2 separate regions of the Mus musculus genome follow, and region 1 is linked to region 2. The links are chromatin loops, found by intact Hi-C in ENCODE. Cell type or tissue: heart. All regions are shown on one strand. Links, peaks and the distances in the headings refer to the core of each region. The heading gives the core; the rest is flanking DNA.

Region 1 (16,511 bases), core at 5,210-13,209, 54 kb before region 2:
CACACACACACACACACACACACACACTCACACAAATTCACTTTGAGACAGGGTCTCACGATGTAGACCAGGTTGGCCTGGAACTCAGATATCTACCAGCTTCAGTCTCCTGAGTGCTGGAATTAAACACCATGCCAGGTTTTGTTTTATATTTCACTTGTGTATGCACGTGTACACATGGATGCAGGAGTCTGTATTGGTTATTTTTCTTTTGCTGTGATAAGTCACCATGACCAAAGCAACCTATAGGAGAGTTTATTGGAGGATTAGTGTCAGAGGGTTAAATTTCATGACCATCATGGCACAGAGTATGGCAGCAGGCAGGTAGGCATGGAGCTAAGCAGTAGTTGAGAGCTTAGATCTTGATCAAGCATGGCACACAGAGAGAGAGAGAGCTGTTAATGGAATGGATTTGGAAACCTAACCTTGCCCGTGTGACACAGTTCCTGCAACCAGGCCACACCTAATCCTACCCCAACAGTTCTGCCAACAAAGAAGCTTTTCTGTAGCCCAGGCTGGCCTCACTATGACTCTGAGGATGACCCTGAACTTCTGGTTCTCTTTGGCTTCCATTTCCCAAGTGGTGGGCTTCCACCACTTGGGAAATGTGGTGGATATTTGTTTGAATATTGGTACCTATAGCGGCTCTTCTCATTTGAGTTACCGGTGTCTGTGGAGACAAGAGAGCATTAGGCCCCCTGAACTGGAGTTATAGATGTGAGGACTCAAGATGGGTGGTGGGGACCAAACCTGGGGCTTCTGGACGGGTAGCAAATGCTCCTAACAGCAGAGCCATCTCTTATGTATTTCTGAGTGATAGGGTATGATGCAATCTTTCTGAGCCTGTTTCTTAACCTGTAAGATGAGGTTCCATTACATTAACTTGTCTTTAAACAGTGACTATAGGGCTTAAGCAGAACATGCACAATGCCTGAACTACCGCTGGTCTCCCTCTCCGATGCCTTGCACAAATGCCTAGAACTGGTGAGAGATGTTCCATACCCTATGTTAAAATATGTCTCACTGATAACCATATCTGAGACTTATTCAGAACTACAAAAATGGTGTGTTTATTTATATATGAACACTCTATTTGCATGTATGCCTGCATGACAGAAGAGTAAATCAGACAGAAGAGGGCATCAGATCCTACTATAGATAGGTGGACATTGAACTCAGAACCTCTTGAGGAGCAATCAGTGTTCTTAACCATTGAGCTATCTGTCCAATCTGAGTGGTTACTTGTAATACATTGGCCATGGAAGAAAGAGTATGCCAAGGTTAGGAGCAGGATGTAATCCTGTGCTTACAGTGTCACAAGGCCTTTGTGTAGTTTTGAACTAAAGACAGGTTGTGCTAGTTATATTTAAAAAGTGTAAACTGGTTAAAAAAAAACACTTCAGAAGGCGACTTTATCTAATCTGTTAAACTAGTTTTAGCTTCCTTGGACATGTAAAATTATATAAAGGGCGAGCTGAAGGATTAATTTGTAGTTGAGAGTGCCCCCTTCATTGTGTGTGCACTTATGAAGTTTGAGGTGCTGGCTTCAATACCCATCACCAAAGGAAAAGAACTGTACTACCGCCCCTCCCCTATTGTAAGGGGACCTTAATAACCCTGTCTACCAGCACCTGGGTCAGCAGGTTCTCTCTCCCATTTGACTGCTTTACATCTATCTAGCTCAGAATCTAACGGGTCCCCAGGTGCCTGTGTCACATGGTTTATGTCCTCTAGCTTTTAGTGAATGCCATTAAGCAAATTGTCTGGAGGTGCTGGGTCTACGGAAGCACAATCTGCATACGGATGTCTAGTTATTCCTCCTCAAGTCTGGCATCATCCAGTTTGTATTTTAACTGATTTTATTACTTTCATAGCAGTAAGGACTGCCTGTGAGGAGTGGAAGGTATTACCTGGGATACTGCATTTGTAATAATTTCCAATGATACCTAAATATTAATGATTATCTTGCTTTCCTTTGTGCCAACAAGCATTGCTTCCTCCATAGTTTTATTTTATGGTGCCAACAAGCTCACATTATGCCATTAATACCTTACAATGAATTTACTTGGACTGCAATTTTTTAAAGGTATTTTACTTCTAGTCATGTGTATGAGTATGTATCTGTGTGGGGCTATGTGCTCATGCTTGCCTTGGGAATTCAGTCATCAGATTCCCTGTTGCTGGAGGCACATTTAGGTTGTCTGCTGTAGAGTGCTGGGAACTAGGCTCAGGCCTTCAGGTGCAGCTCATGCTCTTAACCAGCTCTCCAGCCCCTGGACAGTAGTTTCTTGCAGGGCAAAGTCAATATTAAATTCTGAACAAATAGATTGTTGAGATGAATGTTCTTAAAACTCACAGTGCAGTTGTCCAGGGATGACCTGGACATTCAAATGCAGATTTGAATTCCGACGTGCATTGGAATGACTCATAGGAGGACATGGCACAGAAAGGGCCCATCTGAAGGCACAGGCCATTTGCTGCTCACAACAGTCACAGGCGGGGTAACAGAGAGCAAAGGCAAATCAATTAAAGGAGATGACCATACCAAGGCTCCTCAAAGACAAAGCTGGTGATGGGTCAGATTCTACAAATAGGCTTAGAGCTGGAAGACAAGACCGAGACAGACACACGGATAGGGGTGTAAGATTGCCTATCCTTCAGTGAAAAGGCTGGAGTGACTATTCTTGTGTCTCTGTGTAATCCGCTTGACAGGGAGAAGCTGAGGATGGTACAAGTGGAGAAAAGTTGAAACACTGAGTGACATGCATCTCGGGCTGCTAGTGCCATTCTTGGCAGATATTTCCTGCCTGCAACTTTGGGCAGTGTATACTTACCTGGCATTTTTGGCAGGGGCCTCCTGTCCATACTGTAGGGTAGTGTACACTCACCTGACGTTCTGCCACCCCTTTTAGTTTGGTCATCTCCTTTCTCTTTAAACACTATCATTTCCAACACAGTCATCTTCAGAGTCACAAAAAGTATAAGAGGGGTTGTAGCAAGGATGAGAAAAGGGTGACTAAAAAACAGCTTTAGGGAATTCAGTAACAACGGGAAGAACAACTGTAGCCTGACTCTCATTGCCAGAGTAGCTACTTTTTGTAATCCTTCCTCCCTCCTTTTTTTTTCTCTTCTTAACAGTATATTATACTTTATTCTATTTAACAACCTAGGAAGTTTGTGGCCATCAGCAGTTCCAGTGCAATTATAGGTGCAATTGGGAATTCAGGGATTTCAGTGGAGCTGTTAGTATAGCAGACCTTGTAGGTAAAATACATGCATTTTTGATAGCACATGTGAAGGGATCTAAAATTGACCTCGTTGGTTTCATTCTCAGCAAATGCCACTCAACATGGCATTTATTGTTCTTGATGTTAATGCATGTTCTCTTTTTACAATAAATTTACGACCATCAGAAGATAATAATTTCGCATACATAACATCAGGGTCTTCACATCCATTATGTTCTTATGAAATTCTACTTGATCCCAGAGGAACGTTAGTAGTTTCCCAAGTAGGTTCTGGGGCACAGGAAGGAATTATTTCTATCATATCACAGCTGCTTTCTGCAACGTGTGGGAGACTGGTACCTGGCAAGGCTGAGACATGGTCTCCTAGTAACTTGCCTAGCAAGTGCTTCTGTAATCCTTTCTGGACAGGCTGAGTGAGAACCTCCTGTTCTATCATGTGTGCCTGCACACGTGTGTGTGTGCTGTGGGGATGGGCCTCTGTAGGGGTGGGGGTTTTATTACCTGGGGCCCATGGGCTGCTCCTTTGTCTGACCTTCATCATTGTAGGGGGATTACAGGAAAGCAGAGTATCTTCAGCAACTGCAATGTTAACTTGTCATGGTCACCGATGGTACTCAGGGTGGTGTCACTCCCTAGCCACCTCATAAGTCTCTTGTTTTTCCAGGATAGATGCAGTGTATGGGAGACCTATATCTAAGCTTGAAGTCTACTTTCTCTTCTTAAAAAACAATTCAAGACAATGCAGTGCTTTTTTTTTCTGTTTATCAAGCCTCGGCACCCATAACACCTTAGTAGCCTTCCTAATAGATCTTGTGACATTTGTCCCTCCTTCTGGCTCCCAGAAGGCCCTTTCATGACTCACGCTCTCTATACAATGCTGCAAGGATAGCGATAAATGTCAGCACCCCACCTTCCTCACGCCATCCCTAAGGCTGGGGAGCCCTGGGTGAGCCTCGTTTACCTGCACACCACAGCTCCTGGCTCTCAGAAGGTTCTTAGACAATGTCAAGTGAATGAAGAGAAAGGGAAGAAATAGTCTTTTATTAATTTATTGGGCAAAACACAGAAAGGAGTCAATGACGCACTGACCCAGTAAGTAAAGCTTTTAATGACTCTTCTCTCACATTTGTGAGCATGTTAGCAAGTGAAAAAAAATGCTTTTATTCTTTCCAAAGAACAGAGTTGCAAATAACAATCACAGTTTTAAAGTGATTAAGATGCTGGATGGACAGCCGAAGAATATTATCAAATAACAGAATCTCAACAACTTATCAAATGAAACTTTACTGAGACATAAGAGAATATGTGTTAGGAGTTAACATGGCTAAAAATGAAACATCACAGAAATAGTTAAGTCCATAAACCTAGAACAGGCACTGGATAACAAGTGATTAGGTGAGTACACACTACAGACAAACTGGTATTTGAAGCAGCTTATAGCACCAACACGTTGGCAGAAACGGCAGAGAGGCAGGTCATTCCACCAGGGCATCTGGGAATAGGGAGGCTCTCAGCTTCTTCTGCTTCTATTCCCTTGTGACAACAAGGGAAGGGGAGGCTCAGAGAGCTGACGTGCCTGGTCCTAAGTCACCCGGCACAGGACTGACCAGGCCATCGACCACTGGTAAATGCTCTATTCTATCTGATTTGACGTATTTTTCCTGCTTACAGGCTTACGATGAAAGAAAACAACAAACATCATGGCATACTTCAGTATTACATTTATTTCATTGGAGGTGACTCTTGGGCCTGTGCATGGACACCCCTTTAAGACAAATTCAGGGAGATGAATTTGACAGTTCTACCGTAGTGGTAAGCTGGTGGAAGGTGGCACCCGAACAAATATAATTTGGCACATATTTTTAAATGTTATTTTAGTGTGTGTGTGTGTAGGTCAGAAGAGAACCTGCGGGAATCAGATCTTTTCTTTTATGTTGTGCATCCTGTAGATGAAACACAGGCTGCCGGGCTTAGCATCAAGCACCTTTACCTACTGAGCCATCTCGCTGGCCCCAGTATGACACATGTTACATTGTGTAAACGATGAATGAGAATTATTAACTCGTTGGTATAAAATTTCCCCCATGGATAGCTTAAAGATCAGCAAAGTATAAAAATAATCCAAACACAGAAAACGCAGACCAAGCCTTCCCTTGAAAGTGTATGACACTCCTTTTCTTTCTGATGGTAAAGAATTTAGAAACATGATTTCAAAGAAATGGAATATTTAGCTACAACCCGCAGCTTGTGAACTATCTGCTACATTTCCCCTCTTTCAAAATATGTATGTTTCTTCAAGATGCTCTGGAGTCATGGAATCTTGTGTACGCTATCTTGCCAGGGCCACGGACAAATTTAAGATGAACTAGGGGGATCAGAGTATAAAGAGTATAGTGCTCGCGGGAGTGTTAGTTCAGACAACAGACTGAACACACAGAAAGGAAGCCAAGTTGTCAGTGTGGGAAAAACACTCCACATGGGACTTCTGTGCATCATGACATCACCAACATACTGCTGCAGTTACCGGCTTCATAAGTGAACAAAGACAGATAAATAAAAGTGACTCTTACATGTCATATATATGTGTATATATATATATTATACTTTCTCACATAGACATCTAGCTATAAGTAAGTCAACAGTTGGCTAATGATTTCCCTCCTGAGTCCAGCATCAAAGAATCTGATTTCATTATTATTATTGTGAGCACAGCTCAGATCTGGTTAGGAAGTTACAAGATATTTATTGTCTCTAATCAATGAAAAGGCAACAAAACCTCCTGGGACCTCAAGTTCATTTCTTACCATTAAAAGTATTTTAACAAAAATATGTTAAAGTACTAAAGGATATACTATGTTTGCTACCAATAATGTGCACATGATTGCATGAAAATATTCTGTAATAAACTGCCTTATAAATATTTAAAGAAACATGTTTAAGATTAGAGTGAATATAAGATTAGTGTTCTGAAACTATCAGTAGAAAAATATACTTGTAAAAAAAAAGAATGTTCCATTAAATGTAAAAATTGTCTTTTTTGGTGTACATTTCCATCTTTACCTTTTCCAAGGTAAAAGCTCGCTCTCTCTCTCTCTCTCCCGCCTGAGCAGGTGTCTTTAATCCAGCTGGGAGCTAAGCAGTGAGAACAGGTTGTGGGCAGTGCTATGGATTTCACACGCTCAGTTCCGAGTGCCAAGCAGATGGGTAACGTGGAGAAATTCTGATGCCTCTGAGTCACTTAGGAACAGGACTGCATGTTTACCACCAAGAAGCATGACGCTCAGAGCCCAGGCATTAGATATTAAAATACATTTTCTTTTAGTGCACACTGTATACAAGTGGGGGAAATTTTATAAACAACTCCCGGGGCTAAGTCCTTTTTGAGGACACTTTTTAAAATCCTTCATTAGCAGTTACCTTAATAACCTAAAATATCACAGGCTTTGTGTTTGGTTTGGACTTCGAATAGATTATTTTAAATAGTCACTGTGACAAAGTCAAAATCCTTTCTTGGTTATGTGCCTCTGGGATCCCTACTGGACACTGCGAGGGTACGTGGGCTATTTTCACAATTGGAGTAAAAGTGAGGACCCAACTGCTAGACGCTGAAACTAGCAAGCCTCCCTTTGGAAGGGCCCTCCCCCAGGGTGGTTTGTGGACATGGTAGTGTTGGAAGTATAGGCATCTGCAAAGAGCCCAAGTGTCTTTATATCGCTTGAATGTTTTTCCCCCCACTGTGGTCCACCAGTTAAAACTGGGAAGGAGGGAATGTCCCTCTACAAGCAGCTGCTCTAGCAGTAAGGGCAGGTACCATGCTGGTGAGGAGAAAGGGGCAGGGCTGCCTGTGAAGCTGGGCGCAGGAGAGCAGCTGTTTTTAAGAATTTCTCCTCCCTCTCCGAGATTGTGAGGCTCTCGGTCCCCTCTTCCATTCCAGTCATGAGGGTGGAAGTTTCTGAGGTGGCCACCCCCAATCCAGCAGAGATCAAGAGCCCTGGAGTGGAAGCTGCCTCCTGAGGGTCTCTTCCCCTTTCTTAGCCTCAGGATCAGAGAAGCCCAAATGACTGATATGAGTTAAGACCCCATCAAAGGGCTTTCAGTTTTAGCCTTAGGTTTTTAATTGGCACAGTTTATTGTAGACTAAGGGGCCAGCACAATTCCAAGAGAGGAGTGAGAACAGCATCAACTCATTATAATGCAGATGATCTTTGCAACGTTCTTTCATTACCTTTTTTTTTGTACAAAAATTTCACGGAAATTTACCTACACAGAGTCAGGATAATGATGTAACTCTGAAGGGAGGGAGCTACCGCAGGAAGTTTCAGGGTGGTTAGTGCCCATAGTGCAAAAAGGTATGGTTGTAGACACATGCCTCCTCCCCAGATCCCTTACATGGGATATAGGTTGGCACAAACATTATTAAGAACAGAATATAAAGGTTTTTGACTGAAGTGATTCTCGACATTTTAATTTGCCGGTGCTTAGACAATGTAGGTCTTGACATATCTTAATCAATTATATTTTGTAAAGACAAGCTTCCCACAACTCCCCTGCCATTTTCCTTATACAGTAACCCAATATGATACCATAGTTATCAAATAGAAAATAAGATTGTTATTCTGTATTAAATCAGTAAAGGGTGAAGAAAGGACAACTTGAAAAAGAGAGACTTCAGGGTCTATTATTCCGAGAGAAGGGTGTTTTAGTTACTAGCTGTGGTTACCAGGTAAGCTGAAGGAATCCCTTCAGGTTGCTGCTGTGGTTTGCGTTAAGAGGCAAGGGGCGCTTCCTGGTCCACTATAAGATGATGCAGGTCTTCTTATCCTTGAACGGGTTTTCTGAGGTCGGTATGCCCATCAGCAGGGGGTCGCTCCGGGCATGCTCCTCACAGTATGACATCAGGTCTGCTGATGCTTTTGAGACCTGACATGGACAAAAATAAGAAAGAGAAGACTTTACTGACAAATGTCAGTAGTGTAACTGAACCCAATAATCGGTGACATAGCATGACCTTCACACCGCTCGTCAAGTGCAGGGAAAATGGTTCCTGGCCAGTAAGACCTGCCTTAACCAAGTGATCAGAGGAGGACATCTCTCCTGCAAGCAAAAACATTTAGCTAGAAACAGGCAACAATCAATCTCCATTCTAAGAGATGGCAACTCTGTGAAACAAGCTGCCTGGATTCCCCATAAAACATGTTGTTACAGAAAACCCTGAAGAGCAATGATTTTCAAGTGGTTTAAAGTAAAAGTCCTAGTGTTTTCTATATGAACATGGAGCAAAAGAGACACACTGAGAGAAAATGAAAGCAAATGACATTTAACAATACTCAATGGTAAGAAGTGTAAATAAACTCCCGTGAAATGGTGGTGAGTGGGTGAGGCTCCTGCTGCCAAGCCTGATGACCTCTGTTCTTCCCCCAGGCCCCCCAGGCCCCACATGGTGTGAGAGAACAGCCTTCTGTGCTGTACTCTGCCGTCTACGTGTGTGCTTATTACTGACGCACACACACACACACACACACCCCAAAAACATTAATAGTAAAAACTGAGTATTTGAACATTTGCCATTCCTCTGCAGTATGCAATGTTTCAAAATAAAAGTTAGGGACAAAGAAGGAAAGGCATGCGAGTCAAGAGGAAGTTTACATTTTAGTTTCTAGGTAAGAGGAAGAAGACTGCTCCACAGAGCACAATTGAAGAATTGAATAGTGGAGCTCATACTTGAGTAGGCTTTGAGAGTTGCTCTCCGTGATACTAGTGTGGGGGAAGTGAAAGGCACACAGGAGCACGGGAAGTCTCCATGCCTTTCTCTGGAGTGGCATGTGCAACTCTGTCTTGTGAAGGGAGTCTGGAGGTAGACTCCAGGAGTGACAAGATCAGAGCTATGAGGGCCACCACAGGAACCTCAAGCTTTGCAGACAGGTGACTATCTCCAGTCAGGTAATTGCTCCCATTTCAGGAAACAGCATGAGTCATAACATTCCAGTGCTCTCAAGGGCCAGTCTTCTCAGGGTTGAAGGAAACACTTCAAGGTCAAGGTACCTAAGAAAATGTATCTGCCTCAAGATGGGGTCTCTATTAACCCTGGGGCACAGGGCAGTCACTCAGTGGCACACCAAAAGGCAGCCTTTTTGTTTTGTTTTGTTTTCTGCAGGAAGAGTCAAACTGGCAGTTACCTGCAACACTTTGATAACTCTGTAACCCTTGATAAATTCTGGAAGGGTGACAAGGATGTTTATCACCTCCCCAGGGAATCCTGTCCCCACTCAGAAGACAAGGCTTGATCACACTCAGTCAGGAAAGCAGGCACTTCCAGCTTGTCCTGGGCTTGACAGAGAGACCAGCTTAGAGATCGGCTCCCTCAGCTGTTTTGGAATAACACCTGTGGTGGCTAGGAAATGAAAACTAAATTCTTGTCAGCCTGCTCCAGGAAAGGCCTGGAAGCAAGCCGCACACAGCTGTTTCTTCTCCGACCCATGCTCCCGCCCAGGAAGGGTGGGGGAATTACCCAGAACACGCCACCGGGTCCCTCACACTTGCCTTTATTCTTTCGATGGAGGCTTCCAATCTCAGCTGCTGCACAGTTCTCCTGGCTTGGGCTATGCTGTTGGTGCTTGCCGTCTTGCTGGACATCTTTGATGAGTCTTCTTTCTGAAAATCTGAAGAGAAGTTTTAAGAAGGTGAACAGCATTTCCTTTGGGTTATTTGAACCTTTATTAAAATGGGTTACTTGAAGGAGACTGGCTGCATATCCCCAAATATCCCAGCCAGAAATGCCCTGCAGTAATTTTGGTGACGATCTAGATGTGCCAGAGTATCTACAAAACCTTTCTGCAGAAATTTAGCACGAATCAGTTTACTCTGTGTGCGCTGACATACTACAGAAGTGTCCTTTAAAGAACTTCCTAAGAAACAATGAAGTAGTTAAAGGACCTACAGCAAACATAAGTGTCCGGCAGCAGAGCATGCTACCATCACCACAACCCATAAGAGAAGGCTTCATTTCTATTGGTCTGATGAAAACTTCAAGTCGCAGGAAATGATGAGAAAGTCCTCTCCTAAAGCACTCTACACACAGGGCAACTGTTAGGGGACATCAGATGCGCAGTAAGTTTAAGACTATTGGTAGGTAAAGTCCTTATTTAAAAGGGAGTTAGGGGGAACTTCCAGCTGAAGGACTCTCCATGATAGATCTACAGTAAATGCCAAATGTATAATAGCCTGAAATGTTATCATTCCTTCCTGCTTTATCCCAATGGCCAAGACCCTTGCTCAACCTGCCCTCTAATGTTAGAGGGTTGACCCTCCTCTCTGGCCTGAGCCTTTGGATTCTACTCCACCCTGTTGCCTTGTCTGTACAACCAGATGATGCAAAGCAGTGGAAAGAGCCTGGCCCTTGAGCTTTGACCTGTCTGCTTAGCCAAGGGCACCATTTCAAGAGGAGGGCAGGTCCAGGGCAAGTGCTGCCTGGTGCCCCTTCCATATATGGTTACATTCATGCCTAGAGTGGTGGCAACTGGAGAAAAAGGCTGAGCTGGCAGGAAGGTGGCAGTTTCATGACTCATGGGAGCAGGTGGGCAGTAGGTGTGCCTCCCTGGCACTATGTGAGGACTCAGCAGTCTAGGGCACCATGGCGCCAGTAGCAAACCCAGGCTGACTCATTCTTTGGGAGGGCTTGCTGCTGCACAAGACTTAGACTAGACAAGGTAGAAAAACCCAGTAATATAGACCGAGTGAGTGACTGGAGACACAGATGTCTCCAAGGGCTGAGTCAATGATCTCAGAGGGCTGAACCCTTTGGTGTTCATTTTTACACATTTATATGAAACCAAAACACATTCAAAAACCAGAGCCAATGATATCCCTTCGATCGGTGTGCAGGACTTTGGACTAGGCCTTGGCTTGGCGTCGCGTCGGGCTTCCAGGTACCAGGCTTGGCTGCTTCCCTGCAACTAATCAGGAGGTTGAGAGTGGGCAGGTTGTTTCACTTTGACTGTTTATCTTCTCGTTGGTAAGAGAAGGGCACCATTAGCCACCTCCACAGCTTATGCAGATCTAGTATGGGGTCCAGGACAATGGTGGTCTACAGACTGCAGCTGTGGGCAGGACTGGAATCTCCTCCCTCTTCCCCTACCTGCTCAGTGAACCTCAGGGCTTCTGATTAATTTGGTCGAGGCAGGGCCCTTTCCAACAAGTCATTAGGCAATTTTGCCACATCAGTATCAGGACAGAGCCAAAGGTGTGGTGACAGTCACTAGGAGATTAGGGGAATAGGGAGGCCCCAGTAGGACAGAGGTACAAACAAGGAAGTGTATGGCAGGGCAGGGTGGCCTTGCCTGGTCTTGAGGCCTTAAGTGACCTTAATTCAACACACAGACTAACAGACTCTTCCTCAGCTTCCAGACATGCAGCCCCACCCAAGAGAGAGGCTTAGGGTCTCCAGGGGAGCAGGAAGGTGCCTCCCATCACAGACTTGGCCCACATCCCTTAATATGCATGCAGGCCAGGGTCTATTAATCATGGTCTGAAGTGCCGGCAAGGCATGGGCAGCCTCACCTTGCACAGAGTGCAGGGCCCTGACATCTGTCCCTGCAGCCTGGGAGCCTGGACTCTCTTTCCAGTTGGAGGTTGGTTGAATGTGACCCTGACTCTCTTTCTGCATGGCTGTGGTTTGTAGGCTTCACCTTCAGGGTTTCACTATGTTCCCTTCCCATGGGAATCATGCCAAGCATTCTCTTTTTCTCAACCTTCAGGTACAGTTTCTAAGGCCAGGGCAAATTTTCATGTAACTGCAGTAGAGGTCACACACGGACACCGCTCATTGCTCTTACCTGTGTGCCATCAGCAAACAATCCACAGTCCAGGTCTATTTATAAAAGCTTGGGAAGTGAAGTTCCCTCTTTCAGTGAAGATAGCTACACAGAACTACACAGTGGGGTGGGGGTGGGGTGGGGTGGGGTGGGGTGGGGATGGGACAGCGACTTTTTCCCTTCCCCGACTGTCTTACAATTAATATTTAAACCAGTTAGCTTGTAAGTCAAGACAAAAGAAAATGAAAGCGATAAAAACAGCAATCCACAATTCATTCCTGTCCGTTCAGGCCTCTACTGCTCCTTAGCTGGACTTGGTCAGACTCCTAGCCCCTCACTCCCTGCCACGGGGAGATCGTGCAGGTTCCCAGGCGCTAAGAGGTCCATACATCACTTGGATATTTTTCCTACTCTTCCTTTCCTCTACACCTCCTCTTTCCTTCTTACTAATGAGGTGTGTGGTGGGGGAGCATGTCCTCACTATGTTGCCTAGGCTGGCTCCAGTCTCCTAGGCGTAGGCCATCCTCCTGAAACCTCCCAAACAGCTGGAACTAGAGGCACAAGCTACCAAGCTGGGCAATTTCCTGTCCCCCTTTTGAAGCAGGGTCTCAAAAGGTAGGTATTTTTTCTCACCACTGAGAGAGGCCTCTTCCTAGGTTTGTTTTTTCTTTCTTTCTTTTTTTTTCAGTCTTTTATGTGATTTTATTTTCTCCCTTCAATCATAATAATATGATATCGAAATTTTGTCTTAACTGGTAGGTCTGTAAACACAGGCTTATCCATCCCACTGACAGGCAAAGCAAACACTGCTTCTTGAAATGGCCCCACCATGGATCCTCTGGTCATCCAACCCAAGTCACCCCCTTGTCTGACTTTATCTTCACTATATTGTATGGCCACTTCACTGAATCGCATCCCAGACTTTAACTTTTCCATGGCTTCCATGATTTTTCCATGTTGTTCACACACAATGTGTCTGACCTTTACTGCATTGCCACCACCTTTGGGACCCTGAGACTTCTTGTCAGCACTGTCACTCCCAGAGGCTGCACCTCCTTTTCCAGAACCAGTTTTCCCCTACGGTGGCATCGAGACAAGGTTTCTCTGTGTAGCCCTGGCTGTCCTGGAACTCACTCCGTAGACCAGGCTAGCCTCGAACTCAGAAATCCGCCTGCCTCTGCCTCCCAAATGCTGGGATTAAAGGCATTCGCCACCACCGCCAGGGTTATCTTCATTCTTAAATACAGTGTGCTTTTATTACATTTCTGTAGCAACAGCTTTGGGAAGTCAATTCAATGGGTTACTTGTGGGCAGCCCTAGAAAACAACCACTAGGCCATGGGGAAAGGAAAGGGAATCTCTGATTAGTGTTTCTGTTCTTAGAGAGGAATCAGGTCGAAATTTTATAGTTTTAACTAGAAGAACATCTTTCAGAGACATGGAATTCTACTGAGCTGCCTCAAATCTAGATAGAGACTGTGTCTCTTTCAGTGCTTGGAGGGAGGGAGGCCTTTCTGGGGCTGGGACTGGCTATAGAGGACCTTCCTCCTTGCAGATACTTCATATAGCCTCACCTAATGTCCTGGGGCAGAGCAGGACCACAGTGGTAGAAAACACCCCCAAATGTTTCTATTCTCTCCTGGGCAGGAGCGCCAGGCTGTCCGTCTATGCATCAGCTTGCTTTATCCAAGCAGAGCTTCCAGGGTAAATACCATGTGGCATCCTCATGAAAACCAGGAGCTTGCTTGTTGCTTTCATACAGTCTTTCAGGAAGCCTTATTACAACCCTGCGTGAAGTTTTTACTGTTGCTTTAAAGGTGAGGCATCTGGAACTAGAAATGATGGCTCCCAGGCAACCCAGTATTCTGCATTCCATGCTGCTTGTGAGACTTTTCTTTCCAGATGTCCCCCTTCCCACCTGTACCACAAAAAGGGTACCAATATAATTAAAGTGGCTAATTTTAATTATATTTAAACACTGGCCGGGCAGTGGTGGCACACGCCTTTAGCCCTAGCACTTGGGAGGCAGAGGCAGGAGGGTCTCTGACTTTGAGGCCAGGTTGTTCTACAGAGTGAGTTCCAGGACAGCCAGGGCTACACAGAGAAACCCTGTCTCAAAAAATCAAAAAGAACAAACAAACAAACAAACAAACAAAAAACCCACTGAGGGGTGGGGGTGTGGCATCACAGAATGTTCCACAATGTGGGTCATCACTGGAGCACCTCTGACACTCTGATGGTGTCAGTGTGTATCTTGAACCCTAGCACTCTATTCTCCCCAGTAGAGCCAAAATGTTAGAACTTGAGCCAATGACCATCTGATGAAAACCAGCTGTTGTTTCTTTTCAGCTTCATACATGGGCAAAATAATGGAACAGACATGAGGTATTTAGGTAATCAAATGGTTTGCACTGGTTTTGACACTATGGCTTGCCTAAATTCTGAGATTCTTAGAAATTCCTAGGAAAAGGGTGTTCCATTAAGGGAATACAGGCACTTAAATCTGTGTCAAGAGGACCCGAGCCAGAGAGGAGAGTGAGCATAAAATGTGTCACAGAGCATACTCTTCAGTGGAAGGAACAGAGGAGCCTAGAGTCTGAATGACAAGTCACAGTGGCCTGGCCCAGAGCTAATCACTGGGGCGAAGCAACTTCCAAGAACAAACATCCCTCTGTGGCTGTAACAAAAGAGCAAGCCTCCATTTACTCCAGCTCTCTGCATCTTCTATAAAGGAGGCACAAGAAGACCTGCCTCCTAGGGCTGTGAGAGATGGGACACATACACACAGTGTGTGCTCAAAGCAGCAAACACAGAGACGCTAAGTGCTGGGCTCAGCCCCATGTTCTTAGTGTGAACCACAATTAATGCGCTGCTGGAGAATTACGAGGTTATGTGATCAGGTAGCAATCACTTTTTAATACAGCTTAAGAGGGGTGAAGTGCAGAGCAGGCTATTACAGCCTTTCAGCCTCATGAGCACTTACGGTTCATATCAGAGCCTGAAGGCTAATGGTTAGACTGGGTCCCACGAGCACTGTACAGTGTGTTTTAGTATCAAATTGACTATCACCCTTTGGAAAAAGAGAGATTTCAGCTGGCTAAGGTGCATGCCTTTAATCCCAGCTCTCAGGAGGCAGAGGTAGGTAGACACTCAAAGCCAGTCAAGGATACACAGTGAGACTGTCTCAAAAAAACAAACAACAAATTTATGAATGAACAAATGAATAAAAATAAATAGAAAAACAGAGATTTCACTGTAGAAGGATGATGTCTAGAAAAACTGGAAAATCTTTTGCTAGATCTGATAGGTAGTTGCTTCTTTGACATCTGCTAGCTCTGACCCTGCTCTGTGTGCCCTGGACATGCAGTTGCAGGGTAGCACACACTCGTTCTTGCTCTTCCCAGCAAAGGTCTTGTGTAGGATTTGCTGTTTAAGCCTCAACTTTCTCATGGTAAGAAATGGAGATAACACTACTTCCCTATTTAAAGGACTGTTAAAAGTATCAGATAAAATTAGCCTGTGTGTAGGTATAATTTAGTGCTGGGATACATGCTTACTGTAATTGAGGCCCTGGATTCAGTCACTGCCACTGGGAAAAGCATGTAGATTAATAAATATAAGTAATTCTTTTGAGAGTGCTTAGCATTTGTACGCTTATCTGCGTGGTGTGCACCATACTCTTTAGTTCCTACTATAGTTCCAGGTACTTGGCAGAGGTCTGCCCTCTTCCTGGCATATGTCACTGATCTGTAGGACCAGGGAGCAATAAACAATATGTCCCAACATTCACGGGAGGGATTGTGTTCCCCACCCCAACTTCATACACGCCAGAGTAGGACTATATCTGAAGAGGTAACTGAGTTAAAATGAGGTCACGTGAGTAGGCCCTTACTGTCATAAGACAGTGGGCTTATAAGAAAGGGAGATTTGGAGAGTCTTGCCCAACACCCGCAAGGGCCCACACGGGACTCCCCACGGGACCCTAAGACCTCTGGTGAGTGGACCACAGTGCCTGCCCCAATCCAATCGCACGGAACTTGAGACTGCGGTACATAGGGAAGCAGGCTACCCGGGCCTGATCTGGGGCACAAGTCCCTTCCGCTCGACTCGAGACTCGAGCCCCGGGCTACCTTGCCAGCAGAGTCTTGCCCAACACCCGCAAGGGTCCACACGGGACTCCCCACGGGACCCTAAGACCTCTGGTGAGTGGATCACAGTGCCTGCCCCAATCCAATCGCGCGGAACTCGAGACTGCGGTACATAGGGAAGAGGGCTACCCGGGCCTGATCTGGGGCACAAGTCCCTTCCGCTCGACTCGAGACTCGAGCCCCGGGCTACCTTGCCAGCAGAGTCTTGCCCAACACCCGCAAGGGCCCACACGGGACTCCCCACGGGACCCTAAGACCTCTGGTGAGTGGACCACAGTGCCTGCCCCAATCCAATCGCGCGGAACT
Region 2 (16,511 bases), core at 3,300-11,299:
CTAAAAGCAGATAGATAGATAGATAGATAGATAGATAGATAGATAGATAGATGGATGGATGGATGGATGGAAAAAAAGGGAGAAAAAGATGGCCAAGATGGAGGCAAAAGCAGCTGAAGGAAATACAGGGAAAAAGACAGAGAAGGTTTGAGCCACTCCTGTGTGGTTTCAAGTTGCCCATACCAGGAACACTACAGCCAGGGGTTCACCCACAAGGCTCTCCAGGAAGAATGAGTAGCCTTTGGTGCCTCTGGGGATTATAAATGAATAGAGAACATGCTCCAGGGTGGAACACTGCATTTTCCCGATTAACCACACTGGCTTCACATCCCCTTCCCTGCTGCTGCTTGCAGACTCCTGTGTTTTGGCTCAGGCACCATAGAAGTTGCTTTATAGTCAGTTCTTCCCTCTTCAACTAGGTGTAGACTCCTGGAGGGCAGACACGCTTCTTTCTGTCCTTTGTTCCTCTCTGCTACGCCTATCAGTGTAATCCACCCAGCACTCACTCAATAAACTCTTGATGATGGGTTAATGCTGAGAATTTTACACATCAGTAGGTGATGGCTTTATATCATTAGCCCCCAACTAATAAATCAGCAGGAGTTCAAAAGTTGATTTCAAAGAAGGTCCTTATGGGGCATATTTCTCCATGGAAACAGCTGGGGTTTAGGTTTCCAGGGCCACTCAGTTCTCAGAGTGCCCTTACATATTCATCTGCTGGCTTACTGAGCACCATCATCTATCTCAGGTCTCCCATCAAACTGGCAGTACTCAAATAACTAAATCATGATATCAAAAGGAGTACAGATGTAATCACCTGTGATCCTAGTCCCTGGGAACCACTTCTTAGAAGGCTGTGTACAATACAGAGCAAAGGGCTTATTTTATTCTCCAGACTACAGAATATATTTATGTCTTTAAATCTACCTTAATAATCATTTGTTAACAGCAACATTAACTTCTGCAGAATTCTCATCTTAGTGGTTCTATTTTCTTAGTGTGTATGCATGCAGGAAGAGCCAAGCTCAAAGCCCTAGAACCCAAGTAAAAGTAAGGAGCAGTAGCATGGTCTGTGATCCCAGTGTTCTATGCTTGGCTGAGAAGAGAACCCTGGAACCTCCTGGCTCAGCTAGTCTGTGTACCAACAAGTGAGCGGCAAAGGCCATCTCAGAAGGTAGAAGGTGAGGACCAACTCACCCGCACATGTGTGCTATGTAAGTGTACACTCACATTCATACACATGAATGAACTCATCCACGCACACAGTTGGAGGAAGTCTACATACTTTCTCACTGGACAAAAAGCTTTCAGTGGCTCAGAACCCATGTTCTGCGAGAAGTACATCTTCCCTCAGCATTAAGAGAGATGCCAGGTCAATTAGAGATGCATGACAAACACAACCTCATCAAGTGTGGACAGAATATTCATTGAGAAGCAGGAGCTAGTCCTGTTGTAGCATATCTCATATAATTTCACAGTTGACAAGCGACTGAGGCACCATTTTCCCAGTAATAATCTTAGTCCACCACACAAAACCCCTCCACTTGTCTAGGCTACAATGTGAGCTATCTGCCATCATTTCCAGAAACTCATTATGTGCTAGAAGCTGTTAGACACCAAATGACATCATTCATCCCCATGACCTTAGAAGGATCCCAGAGAGACAAAGGCAGCTGGAATTAGATGTCCAGCACGGCTTCCAGCAGCATTCCCTGAGAAGTGGGGGATGGAGCCCAGAGCTTCTCTGCTTCCTGCAGTCCTAGCACTGCACTGGCTTCACTGTCCTACAGAACTCTGTTCCTGTGACCTTCTTCCCTACTTAGCTCTAGGAAAGCAAGAACACCTTCTTCATTTGTCACAATCAGTACTCGAAATGGTCCTGGAGACACAGTGGCCATAAGGGAAGCTCTTGTTGTTTAGTAGTTCTGATTCATGCTCTACAGTGAGCAGATGATCTAGTGGCCACTAGAGTTATTACGTCAACAGAAAGTACTAGGCAGGCCAGCTAGATCAGAGGCCAGAGCCACAGCAGCTCTCCCCCCAGCCCCTCGGATTTGTGACTTGGTGCTCTGCAGCTGTATTTCTGCCTGTCCCTGTCTTCTGTACTAGACTATACTTCAGGAAATGCTTGGTCAGTGATGGATGAAGGCTCTCTGCAGAGGTCTCTAGTAAACAAAGCATTGGCCTGAGACAAGGGACAAGGAGCTACATTCAGAAATGCCCTGACTCCCTTGAACAGTTCCTACCTGGTCTGTTGCAAAGCTTGTTAATGCAAGAATGCCTACACTCATAGAGGCCAGCACTAAGTAACAGTGTATGTAAGCACACTGCCAAGATTTAAGTCTGCTAAACTCAGGACAAGTGCTGTCACTCTGGTGGGAATCCTTGTACTCAGGTCTCCTTTGTGCAGTTCACTTTACTATCACAGAGACCTTGCTGTCCCTGCCTGGACCTGGAGAGGTATGATCTGTTTGCCTGCTCTCAGTATCTCCTCCCCCCATCTCTTCACCATTGTCTCTGTTCACATTCTTAAAAGGACTGTGTGTGGCCTCTTGGCACAACTCAGGGCCCTATGTGTCTATCTCTGATTACCTGGGCTTCTTCTGACCACCCATCCACCAGCCTCCCACAGAGAGAGTACTAGTTGCACCTTTGCTCACCATTTTAGCCCAACTGCAGAATCAACCTATTGCTACGATCTCCAGTTCAGGGAATAGCACCGATGTGTGGGCAAATGCCCCGACTCCACCCCACTTTTCCTGCACCCCTCTGCTACCTCCAGGCTCCTCTCTCTACATCTTCTCTGCAGTCTTCTCATTTACTTCTTGCTACTAGAGTGATCTTTCTGAAAAGAAAATGTCTCTCCCCACGTTTCCACAGTTTAGACATCACTTTTTCCAGAAAGCCTTGCTGACCACTCTATCTGTATTTCCTGCAGGGAAACAGGGCACATGCCCCAATTCTCTGGATTTCTACGGTGGTGTGGTCTCTTGAGTAATCTTGATTGTTACTCCCCCTCCCCGGTCTGCTGTCCTCGTAAGTTCCCTCTTCATGTGACTACAATAAGTCTAGACTGGGGTAGATCACATAAGTGTCAGAGATAAGTTCAGGAAGGATGTGTGTCCTAATTCTCTCCAGGGAAACACGAGGAGAAATTGACTCGTGGGCTTCAAGAGGTAACCTCATCTTAAAGGAGAGGTATGTCAACAAGCAGTTCTTTTCTGTGTTGGCACTGGTCGGAAAGGTTGCAGCCTTTCTGTGAAGCATAAGAAGGTTGGTGGTCTATCTTACCCCGAATCTGAGTGAAGAGCCCACCTCCACTGTTCAGTCTTATATGAAATGTGACTTTACCCTGAAGGCCAGCCTTCTTTAGGCTCACTCTATCTGCTAATGTTCAATATAGGAAGAAAATATAAAAGCCCCATGATCCATCCTAGGAGCAAACCCTGTCAGCCTACCCTGACATATTCCATCACACTGAGCACACTGTTGTGCAAAGGGTACACTCAGAATGTTTGCTAAATGAATAATCTAATTTGCCTCTGATGAGTCAAGGGCGCTTAGGAGTTTTATAATGTTCTAGGACTTTAACAATGAATAGCAGTCTTCAACTAGCTGTGCTAAATATATCCTGGTCCTAGGCCCTCACTAGAAAAAAGTTTCTGTTTGTTTACAGGAGAGGCTCTATACTGCGATGATGAAGCTTTAAATAGAACAAGTAGAGCTGAGCACTGTACAATGAAGCAGAAGTTGGATGTGCACTGCCTGCTAGTCCTGTTTGCACCATGGTCTGGTACTATGACAAACCCACTGACCTCAATGGGCTTAAAGGCTAAGGGCTGAGGACAATGAAAAGCAACTTCAAAACAGCGTGGAGATAGGGCTGCAGGGATGGTTCAGAGCTAAGACTGTTTGCTGCTCTTCTAGGAGACTGGAGTTCTGGTCCCACTCGGTATCCATACCAGACAGCTCACAAATGCCTGAACTCCAGCTCCAGGACAGCTGAGGCTCTCTTCTGACCCTTGTGGATACCTTTACACATGTGCTTGTGCATACACACACACACACACACACACACACACACACACACACCAGTGTGGCAGATGCTTTCTAAGAAGCTGGAGGACATAGTATGGGTCATAAGGTCAGATGTGTACTGAGAAAGCTTGCCACAGGATCATCTGCATTGCACCAGAACATAAAAGGACAGTTCACCCAAAGAGAGGCAAGCAAAGTAATAGTAAAGAGGGTGTACTTGACAAGAAGCCCGTCCTGGCTGTGTGGGGAACGTAAGTGACACGCCTGAACTGTGGTGAGATGCAGGTCTGCTGTGGGGCAGACAGGAGTCCCCACAGCCATTCACTAGAGAGCAGCAGGAGCTTCTTAAGCTGGAACAGGTCAACAACAAAAGATGCACGGCCTCAATGCCTGGCTGCTGCGTAAAGGTGATGGCTTTGGACAGCTCCAGTTTTCCGATGGAAAAGCAGGGGCAAGTGAGTTAGGGGTAACGTGGTAGAATACAGTAGTTTTAAATTTTCCTTTTTGTCTGAAAAACTCTTGTTGGAATGGAGGATGGAAGGCCGATACTTTTAAAGAGGCTCCTGCTGAACTTCGTATGTATACATGTGTGACATGAGGCCTTCCTTCCTCTTCAGCCACCCTTTCCCATGGGGATGGATCTGGTCCCAGCACAGCTGCTGACTCCTGTATGACGCAGCTCAAGTGGCCATGCCTCTTTTACTCTGCTCACAGGCCTCATCAAGTGGTCAGACCTGTAATCTCTGAGACCAAACAGATTGTAGGAGTAGTCTGCCCCTTTTAACAATTCTCTGGACCAGAGTTTTTTAGGCGGTGTATCTTGTATGGGTTTTGATCTGCCTCAGACACAGATAGCTGGACAGGGCCTGGGCAGCCCAGTTTAGACAGGAAATAGGCTCTTTCCTCCATAAAACATTATGATCTTCCTAAGTGTGTCCTTTTGAGAGACAGGCACTCTTGTTGCAGATAGAAAGGAAAACATCCAGAGAAGTCCAGCTCTCATCTGGCCTCCCAATCTCTTCCTTCCGTTCCCATGGCTCCTAGCTCTCTGACTACAGGACAAAGAGCCCGATTCTACCTGTGCACTGGATAGATAAATAATGGCCCGTGTAGCTAGAAGGCAATGATCAGTATGGCTGATGAGTCAATGAGAAAGGGAATGCGGTCCACCTCGGCTGTTTCCATGGAGACATTCCTCCACACCTTCCCCACTACTTCCTCTGACTGATTCTGGTCAGTGGAAAATGTCCTTGTATTTAGAGAGAAAGGTTCCAAAAGAAAGCTTGTGCTTTTCTTGAGAGGGTAGCGTCAGGGGTCCCAAGACACTGAAGGAATGCTGAGATCTGAGAGACATTTGAGAGCTGTTTGCTGAAAGCAAGCATGCTACGAGGAGCAAGTGGCTACAGAAACAAGCCTGGTGCGCTGATCCAAGAGTCTGATGAGGTTTTTACTCCAACTTCCCTTAGACTACCTAATATGGCAGCATAGTAGAAAGAAAACCAGTGAGTCTGGAGAATGATAAGCTGAGCCCTGCTCCCTCCTCAGGCCACGGCAGCACCAAGCCCCGGCCTTGGTGATCTGGGCAATGACTCTTAATGAACCCTCCCCAGGCATTGGGCTGGTATCAGGAGTGTGGAGCATGCTCACACCCGGCTGGAAAGTGCTTTGTGCATGTGACAGTAGACACAGATGGTGCAATACAGAGGGCTAGACTGTTACTACGGCAACCTCCAGCCATGGCTTTCTGAGGCTACACAGACTATTCAGGACACTACTATGCAAGAAGAAACAAGTCCAGGAAATATCTATGTCAGAAATTAAATAAAATAAAATGAGCCAAGATTCTCCCAAGGATGCTGTTCCCTGATGTTCTACTTGAAAGACATGCAATTTCTAGCAAAAACTGAAGAGTGGAGACTACCACAGGGAATGGCATTTGTGGCCCAGAATTCTAAAGGCAGCAGGCAGAAGTACAATTTTGGGTGGAAGGGGTAGTAGACCTGTATGGTTTCTTCTTGTCTGCATTGATGAATTATAGGTCCTTAACTATGCTGGTCATAAACATTTACCAAGTATTTACTGCATATAAAATACAATGTAGCAAACTTTTTTTTAAAGAGATGTTCTTGTTTTAAAAAAAACTCTTTTTATTTATTTATTTGTTTGTTTGTTTATTTGTTTATTTATTTATTATATGTAAGTACACTTTAGCTGTCTTCAGACACTCCAGAAGAGGGCGCCAGATCTCCTTATAGATGGTTGTGAGCCACCATGTGGTTGCTGGGATTTGAACTCTGGACCTTCAGAAGAGCAGTTGGGTGCTCTTACCCACTAAGCCATCTCACCAGCCCGGCAAACTTTTTAAAAAAGTACTTTGGAATTAACTGCGGATTTCTGTTCTGAACCATTCCTTCCTGACCCTGCCAAGACCACCCTGTGCCTGGGTTTCCTAATCTTAAAATGATGATAGTGATAGAACATATATTTGAGTTGTTAGGAACATTGCAGTTTAAGTCTTAGAATCACAGTTGACTTGCAGGAAGTATAGGACCTATTACAATCTTTCTATGCCTCTGTTTCATTATCTGTAAAATGAACATGATAATTATATCCACATCAAAGGGATGTTTTGTGAGCACTAGGCAGAAAAAATTCATGTGCAGCAATCAGCATATTACCTTCTAAATATTAAGTTTACAATAAGTACTAGTAGGTTTTATTCATAGATTTTAAAAGAAATCAGACACCCAGACACAAACAATAGCTCATGCAAAAAAAAAAAAAAAAAAAAAAAAAAATCCTGTCCTTGAATGGTTTTACCAAAGACATTAACCTTCCTTCACTCCGAGTTCCAATTATCTACAAAATACTGCTGGGTGCTAATTATGCTCCAGAGTGACCCCCCCCCCCCCAAGTATCTGTGATATCTATTCTGACACTTTAGATTGCCCTTTGTCCTCTGTTGGGATGGCACCACATTACTATCTGAGGGGCTATTTGAAAAGCTGGCTTTGTGAAACAAGAACAAGGCAAGAAGAAGCCTTTGGACCCTGGCACTTGGCAGGTAATAGAACAGCTCTGTTTTACCGCATGTGGCTCCAGGAGAAACCCATATTACTGCTGAACTGTGTACAGTTCCTGTTATCACCTGGCAAAGACCTGACCACAGGACTTACATTTGCTGCCAAGAGACCTGTGAGGTTCCCCTGTATTAGCACAAGTAGAATCTTGGACTCTAAATCACATTTATCTGGAAAGTCCACATATGCAAATGCTTGAAGAAACTCCCTGCCTCTCTTCAAGGCAAGCCAGCCACCTCATCCAGAGACAACCAGCTTCTAAAGAGAATTACACAGGCTTGCACACTGTGCAAAAAAAACTTTCTCTATTAGTTGACCATTGATGACACCTAGTGGCTGGTCAAGAGGCCAGCATGTGGCTCCTTCTCTCATTCAAGACGCAGAGAAATGTAACAACATGCCTAAAGTGAAAAACAACTGCAGGAAATGTAGAAAACTTAGATCTCCTGGCAGTAAGCAAGCGCATGCATTCGCAGTGTTATAAAATAGCATGCTAGCTTGCGTGTACCAAGGACTTGTTCATTAAATGGCTTGCCTGGTAAGCTTGAGAACCTGAGATGCCCCCAGCAACCACACATAAATAACTGTGTTCTGTGATACACAGTTGTAATCCTAAAGCTGGGAGATGGAGACAGACAGGCTGACCCCTGAGGCTCACTGGACAGCCAGGTTAGCTTAGTTGGCAAGTTCCAGGCCAGTCATCTGAGAATTATCACTCAACGCTGTACTGTGGCCTCCACACCCAAACCCACTTGCACATTTACCCATACATAGAGATGACTCTGCTGCCAGACACTACCAGGAGCCTGCTGTACACTTGCTTACCATGGAAAAGGCCTACATTGGAGAGTGGCTATCATTAGTCTTGCTTTAAAATTGACAGAATGTGGTTTGAGGTAATAAACCTTGTGCCTTTTTAGGTTATTGGGCTAGATACTAACATACTTTTAATGATTTTCCCCTATTTTTTCCAAAGCGTGTGTTTACTACTGATTGTTCATTTTGTGTGAGGCCTTCACATTACATTAGCTCATACAATCCTAGGAGTCAGAAGGCAGCTTTCAAATGAGGTATTTATGAGAAGGGTTGGAAGAGAGAAAGAATATTCTAATCTTACCCAGGATTTGTGTATATTTGATTTAGCTTCATAGCAGAGGGGAAAAATATACTAGAGTCCTAAGACTCTCATGATAGGAAATGGAAAAATGAACCTCCAAGTGGTTCGAAGATAAGGTGCTGTCTGGGGGAATGCAGCCAGCGCTCAGTGCTTAAGAATACTTCTTTGGAGAAACTCTGGAACCTGAAAAGCCAGACAACATGGCCTCTTGGTTTTATTAATGATTTCAAATGAGTAAAACACTCAACCAACTCACCTGACTACATCAGAGATTAGGCAACTCTCCACTATGCTACCTTCACACCATCTCCCTCATCTACATACACAGCACGTGCTTTCCTTGGTAGGACAAGCAGGAAAACTCTACAGTAATGCCATAAATAAAAAAGCACAGGGTCCAGTCAGGACCAGCAGCCACTGCCCCTTCCTTTATCTGGACAGGAGAGTGGACAAGACCGAAGAGGAAGTTTCTGGTTGCTTTGGAGGCTAAGTTGTGTCACCTGCTGCTTTTCTGGAAGCTGTCTTGTGAGAGGATGTTTTGCTGAGGCAGACACAGGAGAGGCTGTTTTGTTGAGAACACACATGTGGTGTTTTTCTGGAAGCTGTCTTGTGAGAGGGCATGTGGTGTTCTGCTGGAGCAGATGTTTGAGAGGGTGCCTGCTGCTTAGAAAGAATATAAATACAACCCTACCGAGAGAGGATGCTCTCGCACTGGTTCTCTGCAGTGCTTCGCTGGTCTTTGCTGCTGCTCTTGCATTAGTATGCCTTGCACTTTGCTGGTCTCTGCTGATCTTTGTGTGTTGTGACTTTGCAGAGAGAAACACACCACAGAACTTCTCATGGTATTCCGGCTGGTTCTTGCCGCTTCCATGGACTCATGCCGATGGTCAGAGCCTCTCCGTCTCTTCTGGATTGAGCCACTGCTACTGATTTGTGTTTAGTGTTTTGGACGGGACTGATGATATCCTGACAACGAAGATTAGAATTGCCCCAAGGAACTACTTCTAAACAGGTCCACAAATGCTGTTTCCCATTAGCCTTTCTTTTTCCCTACCTCTTTCTGGTTTGTGGGCTGGAAGAGAAGTTGAAATGTTTAAGAACCTTTACAAAAGTAGGTTTTGCACAATCTAAGTTCAATAAGACCTGTAACTCTTGTAAGACTGACCCCTCCAACCAGGGCCTCCACATGGCACAAGAGAAGACCATGGTAAAGAAAGCTGTGCTCTGTCAGTCTGCTCTGTGTGGAAGCTCACACGTAACATCCAGTTCTAAGAGACGAAAGCATCTCCGTAACTCTGCCTGCCATTCCTACCCAAACCCAAGTCCCTGATGTAGGAACTGCTGCAGTCACAGGATTCCTACATTCCTGGCTAGCCGGGAAGCCAGTCTCTGACTTATCTAACTTGACCTATGTACTATAAACATCTTTAGAAAGGACACTGCTACGTTATCTGGCTCATAGAGGCTGCTATGCCCAAAGAATTGAAAAGAAAGTGAGGAATTCCAGAGCCAGAGATGCTTATAAAGTCATCTCGGTTCATTCCTACCCGATATGGGAATTCTCTCGAACTATTATTTTAAAGGGCCAGAGGTCTACAGCTCATTTGTTAAGCGTGCTTCTCCAGCGTGTACAAAGCTCCAGGTCCTGCAATCCTAGCACCTAAGAAGCAGGAACAGAGGGACCAGAAGTTCAAGGTCACCCTTTGTGGTTAGCCTGGGTTCCATAGCTCTGTTTCAACACATGTGTACAGGATTTTTTTGTATACACCTATATATGTATATAGTTAGCTTATACATCTCTCCATTTAGTAGAATATAGTGATAGAGAAGCAAAGACCACAGATCACTCTGATTGTGTGTGTGTGTGTGTGTGTGTGTGTGTGTGACACACAGCCTTATTCTTGCCTTGCTGCAGCCCAAACCTAGGGCCTTATGCATACCAGGCAAGCATTTTACAAAGCTCTGTCTCCAACTCTTTGCTTTTATCTTAGCAAAACCCTGTCTCAAAAATTACAATTCCTTCTAATCTTTCCTGTGTCACTTCAGCAAAAGCATCTCTATGTGGGATTCTTTGTAATACAACTTTTATGAACAACCCACTGTGGTGCTTCTTTGAGGCACAAGTCTCCTTATGCTGCTCAATTAAAGTGGTCCTTTCTCCTTGACTCTTGAGGAGCAGGACCACACAGTCACCACTGACACGAGCACAAGTGCCTTTTACTTAGTCAAATCCTTCCAACTTCAACATCTTACTGTACTTACTTTAATCCCAATCTCCTTCTAAAGGATGGAAGAAAGACAGATACCCAAGCAGGCAGACACACAAATACATAGACATGTATTTCCTATTACTAAGGGCTTCTCTTATATAACTATATTATAGTTAGTCAACTCAGGAAATGAGGGTAGGTCTAACCAACATCCTTATTCAGATTTTGGCAACTGTCCTACAAATGTCTATTATAGTAATTAAGAAAATCTAAACGTATACACTATTTTCAGTGTTCTCTCTCTCTCTCTCTCTCTCTCTCTCTCTCTCTCTCTCTCTCTCTCTCTCTCTCGACAGGATTTCTCTGTATAGCCCTGGATGTCCTGGAGCTCACTTTGTAGACCAGGCTGGCCTCGAACTCAGAAATCCGCCTGCCTCTGCCTCCCAAGTGCTAGGATTAAAGGCGTGCGCCACCATGCCCGGCTTAACACAAATATCTTAGTTGATATTTTATTGCTGAGAAGAGATACCATGACCAAGGCAACATACAAAGTAAAGCATTTAACCTGGGGCTACTTATAGTTTCAGAGAGTTACTTCATTATTAAGAAGGGAAGTGTGGCAACAGCAGACAGGCAAAGTGATAGAGCAGTGGCTCTGAGTTCACATGTGATCTGCATGCTGCAGGCAGAGAGAGAGAGAGAGAGAGAGGGGGAGAGAGAGAGAGGGAGAGAGAGAGAGGGAGAGAGAGAGAGGAGAAGTCAGGGATGGAGGGAGGGAGGGAGGATCAGGTGGAGGAGAAGAAAGGGAGGCTTTTGAACCTCAAAGCCCAGCTCCAGTGATACATCTCCAACAAGGTCTTATCTCCTGATCTAACCCTTCCTGAATAGTCTACCAACTGGGAAACAAATATTCAAATACATAAGACTATAGGAGCCCTTCTCATTCAAGCTGTCACAGAAAGGGTATCTCCTGAGTCCTTCTTTGTATTTGACAATTTGGGTATTTGTTAAGAGTAGAATGTTCCACAATTTGAAACTGCTAGCTTCCTCTTTCTTATAAGGCACAAGTATGTAACTTTGGCAGTGGTACTACAGACACAATTATGCATCACTTTAAAGGACAGGCGAAACGATATTTGGATAAACATTTCCTTGTAAAATTCTGGGAGTATGTTATAATTTTTCTATAATTCTAAATTGAATCCCTGTTAAATACTTATCTACTGGCTTTTCTCTAACAATATCTTTCCTTAACAAATTAAAGGTTGTTGAATATTTTGTTATTGTTAGTACTTATTTTAAGATTTTTAGCTTAGACTGGCCTTGAACTTACTAGGTTATTTTATCCTACTAAGTTTTAAAAATATTTTCTATCTGCACGCAGCAAGGAATTCTGTCTTAGCCTTCCTAGCCCTGAATATTGACATGATATTCTGTCCTTAACTCCCTATGTAGACCAGACTGGCCTCAAACTCGCAGACATCTGCCTGCCTCTGCCTCCCAAGTGCTGGAACTACAGGCGTGTGCTACCATGCCTGGAGCACTGCTGTTTTAATGGCCTTTTAACTTAAAGTATGACTATAAAAAGTCCTGTCCTCTCATGACCCCGAACACATCTGTTTGTTCTCTTGTTCAGTTAGTCAGTTCATATTTACTGAGTGTCTACTCTGAACAAGTGTTCTAGGAATTGGATAAAGTGCTTCAATAAGGACACAAAAGAACTAATACAGAACAGGGTGGACAGTATGAAATACACAGGTGAGAATTTCTGAATATATGGGAGGAGTACTCTAAACCAGCAAGGAAAAGCCTGGTTCTTCAAGAAAGGCAAATAAGCAGGTAAGGCTGGAACTGGGAGCCCAGAGGCAAGAGGGTGGGGCCTCCGAGGCATGGCCAGTTTCATCTTACATCACAACAGGCCTTTGTATCCACGCATGCTACAACTGTGGATTTAATTAACTGTATAGCAAAAATATTCCGGGGGAGAGGGTAGGAAGTCATGTTTGTATTGCACATGTACAGGATTGGGGGGGGGTGTCACTATTCCCTCAACAACACAGCATAACAGCATTTATATAGGACTTGCATTGTATCTGACAGTAAAAGCAATCTACACAGGAGAGGGCCAGGTGTGTTGACACACATCTATAACCCTAGTATTTGGGAAGTCAAAGCATGAGCATTTTGAGGTCAAGCCAATTTGAGATATATATCAAGACTTGTCTCAAAAGTCAATAATGTACATATATGTACATTATTATGCAGGCACATACCATTTTATACAAAGCACTGCAGTATTAATGGCAGATTCCTAATGGTGGCTTTACTAGTGGGGACAGACATCTAAAAAGAGAGAAAGATACTGATGGCTGTGTGGACATGTGCATGTGCTCCTTCCATGACAGGAGTGGCAAGGAAGGTCAGGGTGAAGATGGGTGTTGAAAACGGAGATCAGCCAGTTCTAGGGACCCATCTAGTTCACCAGAAATTCTAGCTTCCCAGGACCCACTGTCACCTCTAGATGTCCTTAGAGGAAGAAGATGAAAGAAAAGAGAGGGGTTCCCTAAGAATTTGTCTTGGGTGAAACACAGCCCATCAACTTGTTCTGGATGAAGCCTGTTGGGGTCTCTAGAAGCCTGAGGCAAAAAAAAAAAAAAAAGTTGATGATACTCTCATCTTTTGCCTATATAAAAGCGAAATACTAAAGACAAAATATTTAAGAACTTCCTCAATAGTTATTAATGCCTCTGCCAAGTGTTTTAAAAGCTAACAATAACTTACAACATGTCCATTTTCTTTTAAGGAAAAACAGTCACAGAGAAGCACCTGCCCCGACATATGAATACTACAAGATCTCAGCAGTGCATGTATGTCCTCAGGCGCTGATGTGCACCCAAGGTTCTGGAGAGAGGAGGTTATGGAAAAAGCAAACACTAAAGCTATCACTAAACAGCACCACTGTGTCTGTCACTTGGGGGATGGAAGTACTGCAGTCGAACAAGGATAATGGGTGAGACTTTTCCTACAGATGCTCTCCATTTATAAAGCACACAATCAACGCTGAACAACTGGGCCATGGCACTGTCCCATCTCTTTAAATGATGAGATTACAGGCCTCTGCAACACTGGCTTATTTTGAATTCTTCTTTGAATACACAGAAAGTAGAGCTGTGGTAAGATTACTCCTTAATTTAATTGTAACTAGAATCTGCCCTCCCCCTCCCCCTCGGCATTTGCTAGTAGTAATACCAACAACTTAAAGTAAACTGATTTTGTTTTCAAGACTCTAGATATATGTATTCAGTTCACAGTTGAAAGTTCCTGTTTTCTGATTGATCACCTTTTTATCCTTGACAAATTCTTTTTAATGTTTGTTTTATTTTTTAAATTGTTCGTGAGTGCAGATACCTGCTAAGGCCAAAGGTTGGATCCCTTGGAGCTATAGTTCCCGGCAGGTATGGGCCACCTGGTATGGACAGTAGGAACTGAACTAAGGTCCCATGAAGAGCAGTGTATGCTCCTAATCACTGAGCCATCTTTACAGCCTCCTTGGTAAAGTCTTAAAGAGGGAGACGATGCACAACACTAGTGATAATTTGATGTGAACCACAGCAGTGGTAGGTTGTCCTAACTGTTCACTATTGTACTGGCTGGTTTTATGTGTCAACTTGACACAAACTGGAGTTATCAAAGGGAAAGGAACTTCAGTTGGGGAAATGCCTCCACGAGATCCAGCTGTAAGGCATTTTCTCAATTAGTGATCAAGTGGAGAGGGCCCCTTGTGGGTGGGACCATCTCTAGGCTGGTAGTCTTGGGTTCTATAAGAAATCAGGCTGAGTAAGCCAGGAGAGGCAAGCCAGTAAGTAACATCCCTCCATGGCCTCTGCATCAGCTCCTGTTTCCTTACCTGCTTGAGTTCCAGTCCTGACATTCTTTGGTGATCAACAGCAATGTGGAAAGTGTAAGCTGAATAAACCCTTTCCTCCCCAACTGCTTCTTGGTCATGTTTGTGCAGGAATAGAAACCTTGGCTAAGACAACTGTGTACTTAACAAATATGAAATGTCAATTTAATGGCGTCGTAACCATTTCACTCTTTACCACTATAAACGGGTGTCCAATTCTAAGCTTCTAATAATACTCTCAAGGCATGCAGAAGGAACATTCTATGCTTGGGATGGTCTGTGACAGTCATTCTCTAGTCCTCCTCCAGGGGGCGAGGAGAGCCAGTGTTGTACTGGAAAAGTCACCCTCACATTGATTTTCCCAAAGGGTTTTCCCCCCATCCCTTTTCTGCTTAGTACATCTCACTCAGACTGATGAGCAAAGTGCTTTAGCTCTTTTATGCAGAGAGAGGCAAGAGACACTTAAGGCCGAGAGAGATCGAGTACACGTCAGCACGTATCTGTACAGTCTTGCAGGCTGGATGGTTCTCCTAAGGCTTGGGTCACGGCTTCCAAGGCTCCTTTCTAAGGCCTCCTCGGTAGAGCTTTTGGTCAACCACAGATGCACGGGAGGCCTGAGAGTGAAGGCCTCCCTTCATGGGGTAGTGGTGGGACTTCATCATATCATACAAGTGCTTGGTGGCCACGAGTGACTCTGGCAGCAGTTCTCTGCAACCTGGGCTGTCTTCCCTTCTTTGGAAGAGTCAGGAGTCCTCACTGAACAACCAGGCTTAGCCCCTACCTCCTGCCAAGAGCCTGCTGTAGGCTGGGGGTTGAGTATGCTGATGACCACACAACAGGGCAAAGGGAAGGCCTGGAGGTGGGGCAGTCAGTCCTGCTACACTTACTTACACTCAGATCCAACTTTTGTAGGTTCTAAGTTTTACATTACCTTGAGAGTCTTCTTTAAACAAAGACTACAAAATTAAATCCAGTCCTGTTTATATATACTGAAGTCAGATGATCTGAAAGTTAGGGGATCATTACAAGTTTGAGTATAGTCTGGTCTACCGAGCAGACCCTGTGTCAAAAACAAAAAAACAAAACAAAAAAATAACCAAACAATGCAAAATTTGCCAGGTCTCTTGAGCTACAGGAATGGGAATGGTTGACTGCTGCCACCATAACTGAGACTCAGGAGGAAAATCACTGTCCTGGGCCCTGCTTGTGGACAAGGTTGAAAAGGCAGACAAGGTATGCCTATACATTTTTTCTTCTTCTAAGGCCACTCAGAGTAGACTACAGGTTTGTAAAAAGAAAAAAAAAGGTCTTATGACCTCAAGTGTAGGTTAGATACTCACTAAACGTTTGGTAACCAACCGTTTAAAGTGGTCTACTCTACGCCACAGACCCATCTACCGCTTCCCTTTTTGCAACTGCCTAGTCATATTTTATCTTCCAAATAAAGGAAGACTGTTGCTCAAAAGGTGTTGTCAGGACCAGCACAGGCATGGGTTTCTTGCTCATCTGGTTATTCATTCACCAGAAGAACACAGGCATGTGTTACAAAACAGACTACGAAACTAGCTCAGCCCAAACCAGTGCATACACTCCCTGTACGTACTACAGGACGACGAGACTGTAGCTCCATCTACTTTGGGCTGCCCAGGGTGGGGGTGGGGGACTGTTGGAGTGAGTGCCTGCCACATGAAAAGGCACCTTCCCGCTTAGCCTGTCTGTTCCTGTCTGCACTGGGCTATCAGCACATGGTTCCAAGTCCTGCTTTCCCCGTTCTTCCCAAGGGAAGTCACACGCTCTGCTTAGCTTCCTGTTGGCACCTGTTCTTTTACGGAAAGAAAGCAAAATAAACATCTGCACTTAGAGCAGTTATCTAATATGGCTGTAAATATGTATTTTCCTAATCCTTGTAAAAAAATATATACACAATCTGGTAGCAAAATCACTGTCTCATTTTAACAATGAAATGAGATCTAAAAAACGGAAAGCTGTTTAATTAGGTCAATGTGGCTGCTTTATATATGTACTAGTTTGGTAACTAAAAGCTTCTCAATTGCCAAATGTTCTTCCTCAAACAAAACAGACAGTAACTTTACACATAAAAGTGCCTTCGGGTTGCTGTTCATCGCTTGTCACAAGGAACAAAGCATTGTTCAAATGCATGT

What was found. Peaks named below come from ENCODE experiments on the same cell type or tissue, not always from the same donor. Only the 100,000 strongest peaks of a DNase experiment are listed, where the experiment ranks them.
Region 1: a loop joins it to region 2, with 3 times the contacts of the local background. A loop is called at or near these places in 9 of 42 quality-filtered maps.

What each region holds. Positions count from the first base shown.
Region 1 is chr6:67,009,121-67,025,631 of GRCm38, reverse strand. It overlaps Gng12 (guanine nucleotide binding protein (G protein), gamma 12), which reads right to left. Exons shown (of 5, transcript NM_025278.5): 4 at 9,789-9,907; 5 at 4,271-8,168. The coding sequence starts at 9,881. The coding sequence ends at 8,043. It also overlaps the pseudogene Gm15644. Among named protein-coding and RNA genes, the nearest start is that of Gm36816, 8.4 kb to the right of the region's middle. In heart, for the core only: no CTCF peak of the experiment used is centred there; a DNase peak (open chromatin) is centred at 9,671.
Region 2 is chr6:66,953,606-66,970,116 of GRCm38, reverse strand. The region is part of intron 3 of Gng12 (guanine nucleotide binding protein (G protein), gamma 12); the gene reads right to left. Among named protein-coding and RNA genes, the nearest start is that of 4930597O21Rik, 38 kb to the right of the region's middle. In heart, for the core only: CTCF peaks have their summits at 6,267 (motif pointing right) and 7,462 (motif pointing left); DNase peaks (open chromatin) are centred at 5,666 and 7,456.